Regions from separate parts of the Homo sapiens genome. Here all the other regions are linked to region 1. A link is a contact called in ENCODE Hi-C or POLR2A ChIA-PET data. All regions are on one chromosome and are shown on one strand. The core of a region is the stretch at or near the end of the contact, and the rest is flanking DNA. Distances in the headings are between cores, read along the strand shown. Region 1 holds the start of MAMSTR (MEF2 activating motif and SAP domain containing transcriptional regulator). Region 2 overlaps LMTK3 (lemur tyrosine kinase 3). Region 3 holds the start of LMTK3 (lemur tyrosine kinase 3).

The links. A loop is a pair of places that touch in the nucleus more often than their neighbours do. ChIA-PET counts read pairs that join two places held with the same protein, here RNA polymerase II (POLR2A). Pooled maps may share reads with other maps.
Region 2: a pooled map shows a loop between it and region 1 (5-fold over the local background). The contact joins the enhancer-like site here to the promoter of MAMSTR in region 1. A Hi-C loop is called at or near these places in 3 of 168 maps with a recorded cell type or tissue (CD4-positive, alpha-beta T cell, HL-60/S4 and naive thymus-derived CD4-positive, alpha-beta T cell), 7 of 37 single-sample maps with no recorded cell type and 10 of 50 pooled maps. POLR2A ChIA-PET finds 5 or more read pairs at or near these places in 6 of 52 experiments (CD4-positive, alpha-beta T cell, HEK293, K562 and 3 more).
Region 3: a map of CD8-positive, alpha-beta T cell shows a loop between it and region 1 (11-fold over the local background). The contact joins the promoter of LMTK3 here to the promoter of MAMSTR in region 1. A Hi-C loop is called at or near these places in 5 of 168 maps with a recorded cell type or tissue (CD4-positive, alpha-beta T cell, CD8-positive, alpha-beta T cell, HL-60/S4 and 1 more), 2 of 37 single-sample maps with no recorded cell type and 13 of 50 pooled maps. POLR2A ChIA-PET finds 5 or more read pairs at or near these places in 6 of 52 experiments (A673, BJ, HEK293 and 3 more).

The regions. Positions count from the first base shown.
Region 1 is chr19:48,717,437-48,720,974 of GRCh38, forward strand. It overlaps MAMSTR (MEF2 activating motif and SAP domain containing transcriptional regulator), which reads right to left and starts at 2,289. Exons shown (of 10, transcript NM_001130915.2): 1 at 2,243-2,289; 2 at 1,538-1,616. The coding sequence starts at 1,595. It overlaps RASIP1 (Ras interacting protein 1), which reads right to left. Exons shown (of 12, transcript NM_017805.3): 12 at 3,149-3,538. The coding sequence ends at 3,362. RefSeq lists an enhancer at 2,930-3,538 and a cis regulatory region at 3,072-3,538.
Region 2 is chr19:48,491,380-48,494,917 of GRCh38, forward strand. It overlaps LMTK3 (lemur tyrosine kinase 3), which reads right to left. Exons shown (of 15, transcript NM_001388485.1): 12 at 2,315-2,730; 13 at 25-160. Among named protein-coding and RNA genes, the nearest start is that of LMTK3, 19 kb to the right of the region's middle. RefSeq lists silencers at 1,575-1,784, 1,784-1,975, 1,805-2,284, 2,475-2,524 and an enhancer at 2,537-3,037. Within about 2 kb of position 1,577, at least 26 of the 41 ENCODE cell types and tissues checked have a DNase peak (open chromatin) inside an H3K27ac peak, as active enhancers do; they include PC-9, where a contact is called at or near this core.
Region 3 is chr19:48,509,904-48,513,441 of GRCh38, forward strand. LMTK3 (lemur tyrosine kinase 3) reads right to left here and starts at 1,932. Exons shown (of 15, transcript NM_001388485.1): 1 at 1,598-1,932; 2 at 556-689; 3 at 120-270. The coding sequence starts at 1,673.

The sequences.
Region 1 (3,538 bases), core at 1,039-3,538:
CCTGAGTACCTGGGACTACCTAAATTTTTTTGTTTTGTTTTTTAATTTTTTGTAGAGACAGGGTCTTGCTGTGTTGCCCAGGATGAATGTTAACTATCTTTTTTTTTTTTTTTTTTGAGACAAAGTCTCGCTCTGTCACCCAGGCTTGAGGACAATGTCACAATCTCAGCTCACTGCAACCTCTGCCTCCCAGGTTCAAGCGATTCTCCTGCCTTAACCTCCCAAGTAGCTGGGATTACAGGTGCTCACCACCACACCCGGCTAATTATTATTATTATTATTTTTTGAGACAGAGTATCGCTCTGTCACCCAGGCTGGAGTGCAGTGGTGCGATCTCAGCTCACTGCAACCTCCACCTCCCGGGTGCAAGCAATTCTCCTGCCTCAGCCTCCCCAGTAGCTGGGACTAGAGGTGCACGCCGCCACACCCGGCTAATTTTCTGTATTTTAGTAGAGATGGGGTTTCACCGTGTTGCCCAGGCTGGTCTCGAACTCCTGAGCTCAGGCAATCCGCCCGCCTTGGCCTCCCAAAGTGCTAGGACTACAGGCATCAGCCACCTTGCCCGGCGTCATTTTTTTGTATTTTTAGTAGAGACATGGTTTCGCCATGTTGGCCAGGCTGGTCTTGAACTCCTGACCTCAGGTGATCCACCTGCCTTGGCCTCCCAAAGTGCTGGGATTACAGGTAAGAGCCACCGCGCCCCACCTGGATGAATGTTCACTTTCTTATGTGCACAGTCAGGGTTTGTCCCCCAATTTGGGAGCAAGGATCTCTCTGCACATTTCTGCTTTTCTCTGGACATATGCGCCTTTTTGTATACTCCTTGCTCTTTGATTGCTGGTGTCTTTGTACCCATCCAACCACATAGGCACGCTCACGTGCACACTCAAGTACCCTTTGCCTTCTCAGGAACTGATCTGTAGTTCGAAACACTTGCACACTTCTTTTTTTTTTTTTTTTTTTTTTTTGAGATGGAGTTTCGCTCTTGTTGCCCAGGCTGGAGTGCAATGGCGTGATCTCGGCTCACCGCAACCTCCTCCTCCCGGGTTCAAGCGATTCTCCCGCCTCAACCTCCCAAGTAGCTGGGATTACAGGCATGCGCCACCACACCCGGCTATACTTGCAGACTTTTTGCCTGCCCTGGGACCTAAAACAAGACCTTTGACACTTTCACAGCTTGACAGCTCATTGTCCCCTCACCCAAACTCCCACACTGGTCCTCTGAGGTCCCTCCTCTGCTCTTCTGCCCCTGCGTGTGCGCCAGTATAAGCCTTTGTTTCTCTTCAGTGCTTGAGCCCTCTGCACGCCTACCCCTGGCCTCCAATCCCCATTGCTCCCCCCGTGAGCATGCTACTAGCCATTTGCACACTCGTTGATCCACCACAGCCGGACCCCTGTGCTTGGGCCTCCTTTATGCAACATGACCTTTTGCACAAAAAACACAGGCCTCATGGGACCTACCACCCCTCCCTTCCCACCCCAGAGTACAGCATTCTCAGGATCCCATCCCCCACGCATAAAGAGAGCCCTCTCTCACCAGATCGGAACTTGGAGCGAATGATTTGGGAACGCTGGGAGGAAGCCGCCAGGGTCATTGCCAAGGCCGGGATGGGGACCTGGACGGAGAGGGGGCAGGGCAGGGGCCCCATAGAGGGCTGGCTCAGAGTGGAGGTCAGGAGGCCGCCCCTGAGAGTGAATTCAGCAGGGAAAGGGCCCGAAGGAGGTGGGAATAGGAGCAGCCTTGGGCCATAACTTCCGGATCCCAGGGGCTGTAGAGGAGGGGGCTGCACACCCGGACACCTTGCTCCGAGGAAGGAGGAAGCTGGGGACCCAGACACCTGGTCTGAAAGACAGGGCTGAGGGTCTCAACCCTGGGATCCTGGGAGGGGAGGGACCTGGAATCTGGGACTCCTGGGTCCTGAGGAGGAAGGGTTGCGGGTTGGGACCCCTGTGTCTAGGAAAGGGAGGAAGCAGAGGGGCCTGGAGTCTGGAATCTTGAAGGAGAAGGAGGTTAAGGGCTGGAACTCAATACTCTTAGGAGATGAGAATCCAAGATCCTGGGTGGAGAGGGGAACGGGGCCCTGACAGGTTTCTGAGGAATAGAAGGGCCCCTGTGACCTGCATCTGAGAAGGAGTGAGTAGGGTGTCAGCCACCAGGTTCTCTGGGGAAGGGACTGGGACCAGAGAGGGGATAGAACCGTTGAGGAGTGCGCCCCCCCCGTCCACCCCAGGGGCTTCTCACCAGGTGGGCTCGGCGAAGCTGTGCTCTGGGGCGGGTTGAGTCTAGAGGCCGAGGCTGGACACCACAGGCTCCGCCCCACCAGCCTGGGACCGCCTCCAACCCACCTTCCTGGGGTGTGACGGGAGCCCCGCCGGGGACCCTGAGAAGGGGTGGGAGCACCCGCTGGGAGGGCCTGTGCGGGCCTTGGGGGATGCTGGGGGGTGAGAGCGGGGACGTCAGGGTTCCCCGGCTCGCTCCTCCTGCACGTCCTGGGGTTGTGGGGTCGGGGGGAACGGTGGCAGGCGGACTGACAGAAGCAGGTGCCCGGAGAGGGGCGCCGGGTGAGCAGCAGCGGCAGGTGGTCGTGTCCTGGCCCTACCGGCAGGTGCCACCTGTCGCCTACTTTTTCCCTGACGCAGCAACTGGAGTCAAGTTCAGGGGAGTGAAAAGTTCAAACGGGGGGCCCAGATTCCTGGATCCAAGAAAGGAGAGGGATGGGGACCTGGAGTCCTGGGTTTAAAGAAAAAGAGGCAGGGGCCTCTGGGGTGTTGGGAACAGGGACAGAGGTGTTCGGATTCGGCGGTGTGCCCGGCAGGCAGAAAGGTCCAGAGGGGGCTGGGGACTTAGATTCCTGGGTCTGAGGGAGGAGGGGGCTGGAGTATGGATTTGGGGGGGTGTCGAAGGGAGAATCGCTGGTTCCCACTGGCAGGACTGAGGGCCTTATAATCGGCAGAGCAAGCTTAGGGCCGTGTTCTGAGGGGTGTGGGAGGCTCCTCTGCTCTTGGGTTGGATTACATGCAAAAGGGCGAGCCAAGGCCGTGGCTATAAATACCTCCTCAGACTCGGCAGGGGCCCAGACAAGGGCCCTGCAACCTTGTTCTGCAGAAAATCATCATTAGCGCCCCTGAGTCTTAACAATCGAGGCGCTGCCGATACCACGGATACCTTTATTGCTCCCTGGCATTCACATCCTAAGCCCATGCTCCCACCGTCCCATCCGCTACTTCCCGAAAACTCAATCTCCCAACATTCCACGCGGGATAAGAACTACAACTCCCAGAAAGCTTTGCGCTCAGGCGGGCTCCTGTCCGTAGAAGCCCGTGACATTTCAAGGTTCGCGCGCTCGTTTGGTATTGGTTCTCAAGGAGACGTGGCCACGGGAGGCCCATGGCGATAATTGGCTGGCAGCTCCTGCTGCTCAAGATCCCAGAGGAGGCGGCGGAGCCTACGGAGTTCACGGTGCAAGGCATCGTCCGTCACTGGACCAGTGAGGCGCAGGCGCGAGCTCCCCAGGGGGAGGATGAGGGGCGGGTGCGA
Region 2 (3,538 bases), core at 327-2,826, 230 kb before region 1:
CCGCCCCATAGGGCCCGTCCTCACCAAAGCCGCTGTCGTTGCTGGGAAACCCATCTCCGGGGGTGGCGGGGTGGGGAGGTGTCGGGGGCGCTGGAGGCGTTGACGGGTCCGTGTCCCCCTCGGGGGGGGCCTGGACGCTCAGCTCGTTGGTTGGCGTCTCCTGTGAAGGCAGATTAGGGGGAAGCCAGAGGGGACAAACCTTCACGTCCCATTTACCGCATCCCCCAAAAGCAACAAAACCGGCTAATATTTCTGGGGCTCTAGGAATCCCAATTTGTAATCACTGACTCGCACGCTCTGGAGAGGTGGCTGGAGCCCCTAATCTGGCTTCGAAGCCTTGGGCCAGCCTTAACCTCAACCTGGCCAGAGGCTCCTTTCCTGACAGCGGAGCCCCGCGCACAGCTAAGTAGCCCAACGCAGGGATTCTCTCCTGGCTCATTAACGTGAGGCCTCCACCGGATCCCCTAACCCAAAGCGATCTCCATAAGCCCCACCCCGTCCACGTCAGTCCCACCCACCTCTGAGATCTTGACCTGCTCCAGTGGCCCTCCCAACCCCTGCCCCATCCTGAGCGCATGCCGTGCTGGATGCTGTGACCCTGCCCCTGAGCCCTCCCTCAGAAGTAGACCTGCTCCCGCCCTCCAAGTCCCACCCCTCTGAAAACATTTCAGTGGCCCAGGCCCCAGTTCTTGGCCTTGTTTCCATTCCTTTCATAATCTCAGCCCAGTATGCCCGCCCCAGGTTCATCTAGACAAGGTCCCAGTTCCTCAGCACCACTCGCCCTCCCTTTTTCTCTTCAACACCATATCCTGTGTTTTTCTTTTTGTTTTAGACAGAGTCTCACTGTCGCCCAGGCTGGAGAGCAGTGTTGTGATCATGGCTCAATGCAGCCTCAACCTCCTGGGCTCAAGCGATCCTCCCACCTGAGCCTCCTAAGTAGCTGGGACTACAGATGCGCACCACCACACCAAGATAATTTTTTTCTTTTTAAGAGACGAGGTCTCGCCATTTTGGCTAGGCTGGTCTCGAACTCTTGACCTCAAGTGATCCTCCCGCCTCGGCCTCCCAAAGTGCTGGGATTACAGGCGTGAGCCACCCGGGACAGGCCTAACTCTTAACACATTCCTCAACCCATCTCTCTAAAGACCCGTCCCAGTCGTTAGGTTCGCTCATCCCTGACCTCACCCCAGAATACGTTAAGACTGCCTGCTCCATCTCTGAAGCCCACCTGCAGCCTAGCCATGGCCCTTCCCTAGTGGGTAAGATCTGCTCCAACCCGAACCAGCCTACAGACACTAGAACTCTAGTCAACAAACCATGCCCAAACTCTCACTAGGCCCCTTCACCATCCAGGCCTCTTCTCAACACTTCCTCCCTAGCCTCTCCAGGATCCCATACTTGACTACCCAGTACCCCCTCTTTCCTTCCAGACCCACACTCTCTCTCCAGACCTCTCCTCGCCCTCTAGACCACGCCCCCGTCACAAGCCCTGCCCTCACCCTAGGTCCCGCCCCAGCTCTAGGCTCGGCCCATACTCCTGGCCCTGCCCCATTGCCAGGCCCTGCCCTCACACTCAAAGCCTCCTCCCATCTTCCTAGTCCCGCCCCATTTCCCTGACCAGTCTCTCCCCAGACCCCGCCTTCACCCCTCAGGCCCTTCCCGCGCCCTGCTCCATCCGCCCCGCCCTAGGCTCCGCCCCCATTCCAGCCTTGGATTTTCTCCAGGCCTCCTCTTGCCGCGCCACAGACTTGGCCTCCCTCAGGCCCGGATCCAGACTCTGTCCCGATCCTAGGCGCGGTCTCCTTCCAGGCCCCGCCCCCGCTCTAGGCTCAGCCTGCCTTCAAACCCTGCTGTAGACCCCGCCCCACCCTAAGCTCAGCCTTCGTCTAGGCCCCGCCCCAGGCCCTGCACCTCTAGGCTCGACCTCCCTCCAGGCCCCGCCCTGGGCTCCGCCCCCCAGCCCGCCCTCTCCCTGGGCCCCGCCCCACTCTAGCTCGGCCCCGCCCCAGGCCCCGCCCCACTCTAGATTGGGGCTCCCCTTAGGTCCCACCCCAATTCAGCTTGCCCTCCCTCCAGGCCCCGCATCACTCCAGCTCGGCCTCCCTTCAGGCCACGCCCCACTCTAACTCGGCCTCCCTCCAGGCCCCGCCCCACCCTAGCTCGGCCTCCCTTCAGGCCCCGCCCCACTCCAGCTCCGCCTCCCTCCAGGCCCCGCCCAACTCTAAGCTCGGCCTCCCGCCAGGCCCTTCCCGGCTCTAGGCTCCTGCTCCCTCCAGGCCGCGACCCCGAAACCGCGCCCTCTCGGGTTCCGCACCTGGTCGAAGAGGTAGACGGTCACGTCCCCGTGGAAGGAGACCATCTTGCGCTTCCTCTCCAGCTCGCTGTCCTCTGGCTCGTCGGCCCCGCGCGGAGACTTGAGCAGCCCCCGCAGCGGGCGGGCCGCGTCCGCGTCGGCGCTGCTCACCACGACGGGCACCGGGGCTGCTCGCGCCCTCCCGGGGCCCCGCGGCCCCGCCGCCGCGCCCGGCGCCGCCGCCTCCTCGTCCTCCTCCTCGTCCTCGTCCTCGTCCTCCCCGTCCTCCTCCGCCGGCCCCGGCGCTCCCGCCCCGCCGGCCTCCCCGCCAGCCGCCCCGGCGTCCGCGCCCTCCCACGGGGGCCGCCGCGGGCCCGGCCCCGGGAATGGCGTGAGCGTGAGCGGCGGCAGCGCCAGCGAGAGCCGGGAGAGCCTGGCTGCGAGGGGAGAGACCTGGTGAGCCCCTGTCCCGGTGAAACTGAGGCAGGCCCTCCCACCTAGCTGTGTGGCCTCAGATAAGACCCCCGCACAATCTGGGCCTCAGCACCCACTTTGTGAACGGAAGGGCTGCACCAGGGCTTCTCCAGGCAGGGTGGGAAAGGTCCTCTCCAGTGCTCAACCTCCCCAGAGCTCCCCAGTGCCAACGGCTTTAAGCCGCAACTTCCCACAGCCCACCAGGCCCTCATGCCCTGGCCTACCTGATTTCTCTGGCCTCTGTCCCCACCTCCTCTGGCCTGACCTCCATCTAGCCACATGGGCCACCCCACCATTCCTCCCACCGAATAGCTGGGACTACAGGCGCACGTGCCACCATGCCCGGCTAATTTTTTGTATTTTTAGTAGAGACGGGGTTTCACCATGCTGGCCAGGCTGGTCTTGAACTCCTGACCTTATGATCTGCCCTCTTTGGCCTCCCAAAGTGCTGGGATTACAGGCATGAGCCACCACACCCGGCCAGATCCACCTCTCTGAGCCTCTGTTTCCTCACTGGCAAATGAACAAGGGTCACTTAGCCCTCCATTACTGCATAAGTGAACTGCCCTTTCTGAGCTGATGGCAGGGGCAAGAGGAGGGTGGAGGTGGGGCAGGGAGAAAGATGAATGCAGACGGTCCCTCTCAGGTCCTCGTTCTCTCTACTCAAGTTTTACTACCTTTTGCTATTCTCTAAACATGGTGAGCCAGTGCACATCTCAGTGCCCTCTCTAGAACACTCTCCCACCGATGTCCACCTGCCTCACTCCCTCC
Region 3 (3,538 bases), core at 682-3,181, 210 kb before region 1:
ATGCCTTTCCCATTGGCTGCCGCTGGTCTCAACCGCCCCAGCCCCTGAAGGAACACACTCAACATCTTCTGGCCTTTCCCGGGACACCATGGGATGCTGGTCATGGCGTGGGGCAGTACCTGAGTGTGAAGGCTGCGGGGCAGGCATTGGCAGGGAGACCTCAGCCAGCGGGAGAATGTAGACATCAGGCAGCGACTGTGAGGAGGAGGTCTCCTCCGCAGGGGGAGTGTACTCCCCGGAGCAGTCCTCCCCTTCAGGGTTCTCAAATTCCTGGGGCCAGGAGAGGAGAAGAGGGGTGGGAGAACGCAGGGCTGAGAGACACGCCATCGTCTTTCTCTTAAGTTTGTCTCCCCTTCATTTTTGTAACTGTCTCCCAGTCCCAGCCCAATTTCCATCCCCCATTTCCCCATCCCAAGGCTCCAGATCTTGCCATAGCTTCAAGCTGGAAGGTGCTCTCGGATTTACTGCCCCCTTCTCCCCACCAACCACCTGTGTAGGGGGTAAAGGCCTTGCTGGAGTCTTCCTCCCCAAGTTGAATCCCCTCATGCACCTCACCTTGAAGCCGACATCGCCCCGTTTGCAGCACAGACAGGTGAGGAGGAGGAAGATGAAGGCCAGCAGGCCGGAGCAGGAAATGAGGACCACAGCGTAGGGAGGAGCCAGAGGAGCCCGGCCCAGGGCGAATCCATCTGTGGGCACAGGGCTGGGCTGGGGTCCCAGCTTCAAGTCCCTGGATACCGGAATCATGCCCCCTCCCGTCCCGGCACGTCTTGGACTACAACTCCCGTGATGCTCTGCGACCAGGGTCCCTTGGCAGAGGTGCAGAGTGGCCCAAGGCATTGTGGGAGTTGTAGTTTGGGGCCTTCCCAAGTGGTTGGATTGGGGGTGGGGTCTCTCTTCTCGTCCCAAACTGGGACCCCCGCCACCTCATCCCACCCCATCCCCTCACCCCAGGCTTGGATGAATTCCAATGAGGGTTGAAGGAAAGAGGAGTGATAGTGAAGTCTGGAGCTTGCAGAATTTAAAATACGCTCCCGTGGACAGCCTCATTACCCCTCGTTGGGGAGGAGGACTAGCTCTCAGCTGCAGGCTGGGAGAAGATTCTTGCCCCATGCTGGAACCCCCCAGTTTGTGGGGTTGAGATCTGTCTCTTTTAGGGACGCTTGGCGCACACCGATGTTCTCTATCCCCAGCCCAAGACCCAGAGAAGGGAACTCCGCAAGCCCTGGGTCTCTCCAGAAGCCAGAGACAGCCTCCCGTGTTGTGTCCCCCTTAGAAATAGTATTCCTGTCCTCTGCCCCCAATTCTCCCAGAGGCCCTGTCCTTCCCCTTCTTCCTGCACACACCAGCACAAACACATGCGTGCACGCATACACACATGTTGCCCAAACGGAGCCCCCTCCCCACCCAGCCCCCAGCCTCCCTCCCACAGGCCCTGCTGACAGAGGCACCGTCCCCGCCGCTCCGGGCCCTGCTGGGCTGCGGGAAGACGCGCACCAGGTGACGGGGCAGGACCCGCAGACAGACCCCTGGGCAGACAGCGAGGCCGCCGCGGGGGTGGGGGCCACCGGACAGACTGATGGCCCGACAGACTCACCGGGGTGGGCCGGGGACGCCAGGCAGCCGGAGGCGGAGACGGCCGCAAGGAGGATGAGGGCGCCGGGGGCAGGCATCTTGTCGAGGATGGCAGGGAGGTGGAGGTGGTGGCGGCTGGGGAGGAGGGGGGGGCGGGCCCTCAGCCCCCAGCCATGGGGACCCGCGCGACCCTGGCCTCCTCCCGGCCCAGGAGAGGGGCAGGAGACGCAGGACAGGGGGAGGGAGGGGCTGCTTGCTGGCTCAGGTACCCCCCTCCCCCTCTTTGAAGGGACAGACGGATGAAGGGATGGAGAGGCGGACAGAGGAGAGATGCTGGGGAGCCGGGGTTGCTGGGGTGGGGGGGAGAGGGTAGGATGGGGGGGGCGAGAAAGAGGGCCCCGCCCCCGAGGGCAGCCAGGATTGGGGGAGCAGAGAGCCTGTCACAGGAAGGGTGGGAGGAGGGAGGATGGAGCGTCGTCATGGCAACTGGCTCCCCCGTAGCATTGGCTGCCAGGAGGGAGGGGAGGAAATGGGAGGGGGAGGGACAGACAGGGACCGGCACACACTTGCAGCGGGGGTGGGGGGGCAGGGCCCACGGGTGCCTGGCCCGGACACCGCTGTGACATGCCACCAGCATGGACACATGTGCTACACGCTAAGATGCAGATGTCAGGCACGCGCAGCCCACACACAGCTGACACACGTCGCAGGGACCCTCATAGACAAGCGCATCACATACAAAGGTGGACAGCCATCAGCAGACGGGGACACGTACACGTCACACACAAAGACGCAGGGACCGCACTGGAAACGCACAGGCAGGCCAGCTTCCAGCACAGATGCACCCGGCCACGCAGGAACGTCAAAGCATCACAAAGACCCACACATGCCCCGGACAAAGTAAAGCCCCAGATCCACAGACGCACACGCCACAGACAAAGATCCCCACGGACACCACTGTGACATGCTGACACTCATAGTCACAGCCACGCAGACAGTCCCTAGACAAATGGGCAACAAAGAATACCCACAGACACAAGTATCACATACATGCACGTCACACAGACATGCACAGACAGCAATTGCACAGACACACGCAGACACACACATCACATGAACTAACATAGACACGGACACAGCAGCTACACAGAGACAGGCACATCACATACATGAGTACACAGAAACATAATACATGCATGTATACGGACACGTAACATGCATCACTCACACGGACACAAGCTTCACTCACATGGATACACACAGACACACTACATACACATGCATGCGGGCACACACAACTCATACATACAGGGCTACATAAATCACATGCAAAAATACACATAAATACACCACACACTGATACATACAGACACATATAACATGCACATATACACAGTCACACATACATAAGCACAGACATAGGCACACAGATCAAATACACAGACACACAGAGTTGCACACATCACATACCTAAACAGACATGGACACACACATCACAAATACACACACCTTTCACACAAGGTTACAAAGACACAGAACCCCACCACAGTCACACATCACATACATAAACACACACTGGCACACATAACACATACAAAGAGTCACACACCCACAACACAGACACAGACACGCGCACAGACACACGGGTCGCAAATACCCACGTTTCCCGTGCGGTTACGCAGACATTACACAACCACAGCACTTGCCTCATACAAAAGATACATGATCATAGTTTATTTAATGTATTTATTCTTATGAGTATTTAGTCTGTGCCAGGTATCGTCCGCAGCGTTTTACACGTACAGAATTACCTCTCAATCCTCACAACCGCCCTCTGAGACAGGTATTTTTTAATCATGCCCATTGTACAGATGAGGCAACTGAGGCACAGCGCGGGGTAGTCACCTGCCCCAAGGCACACAAGCCGGGGAGTGGCAAAGCTGGGACTGGAACCCGGTCCATC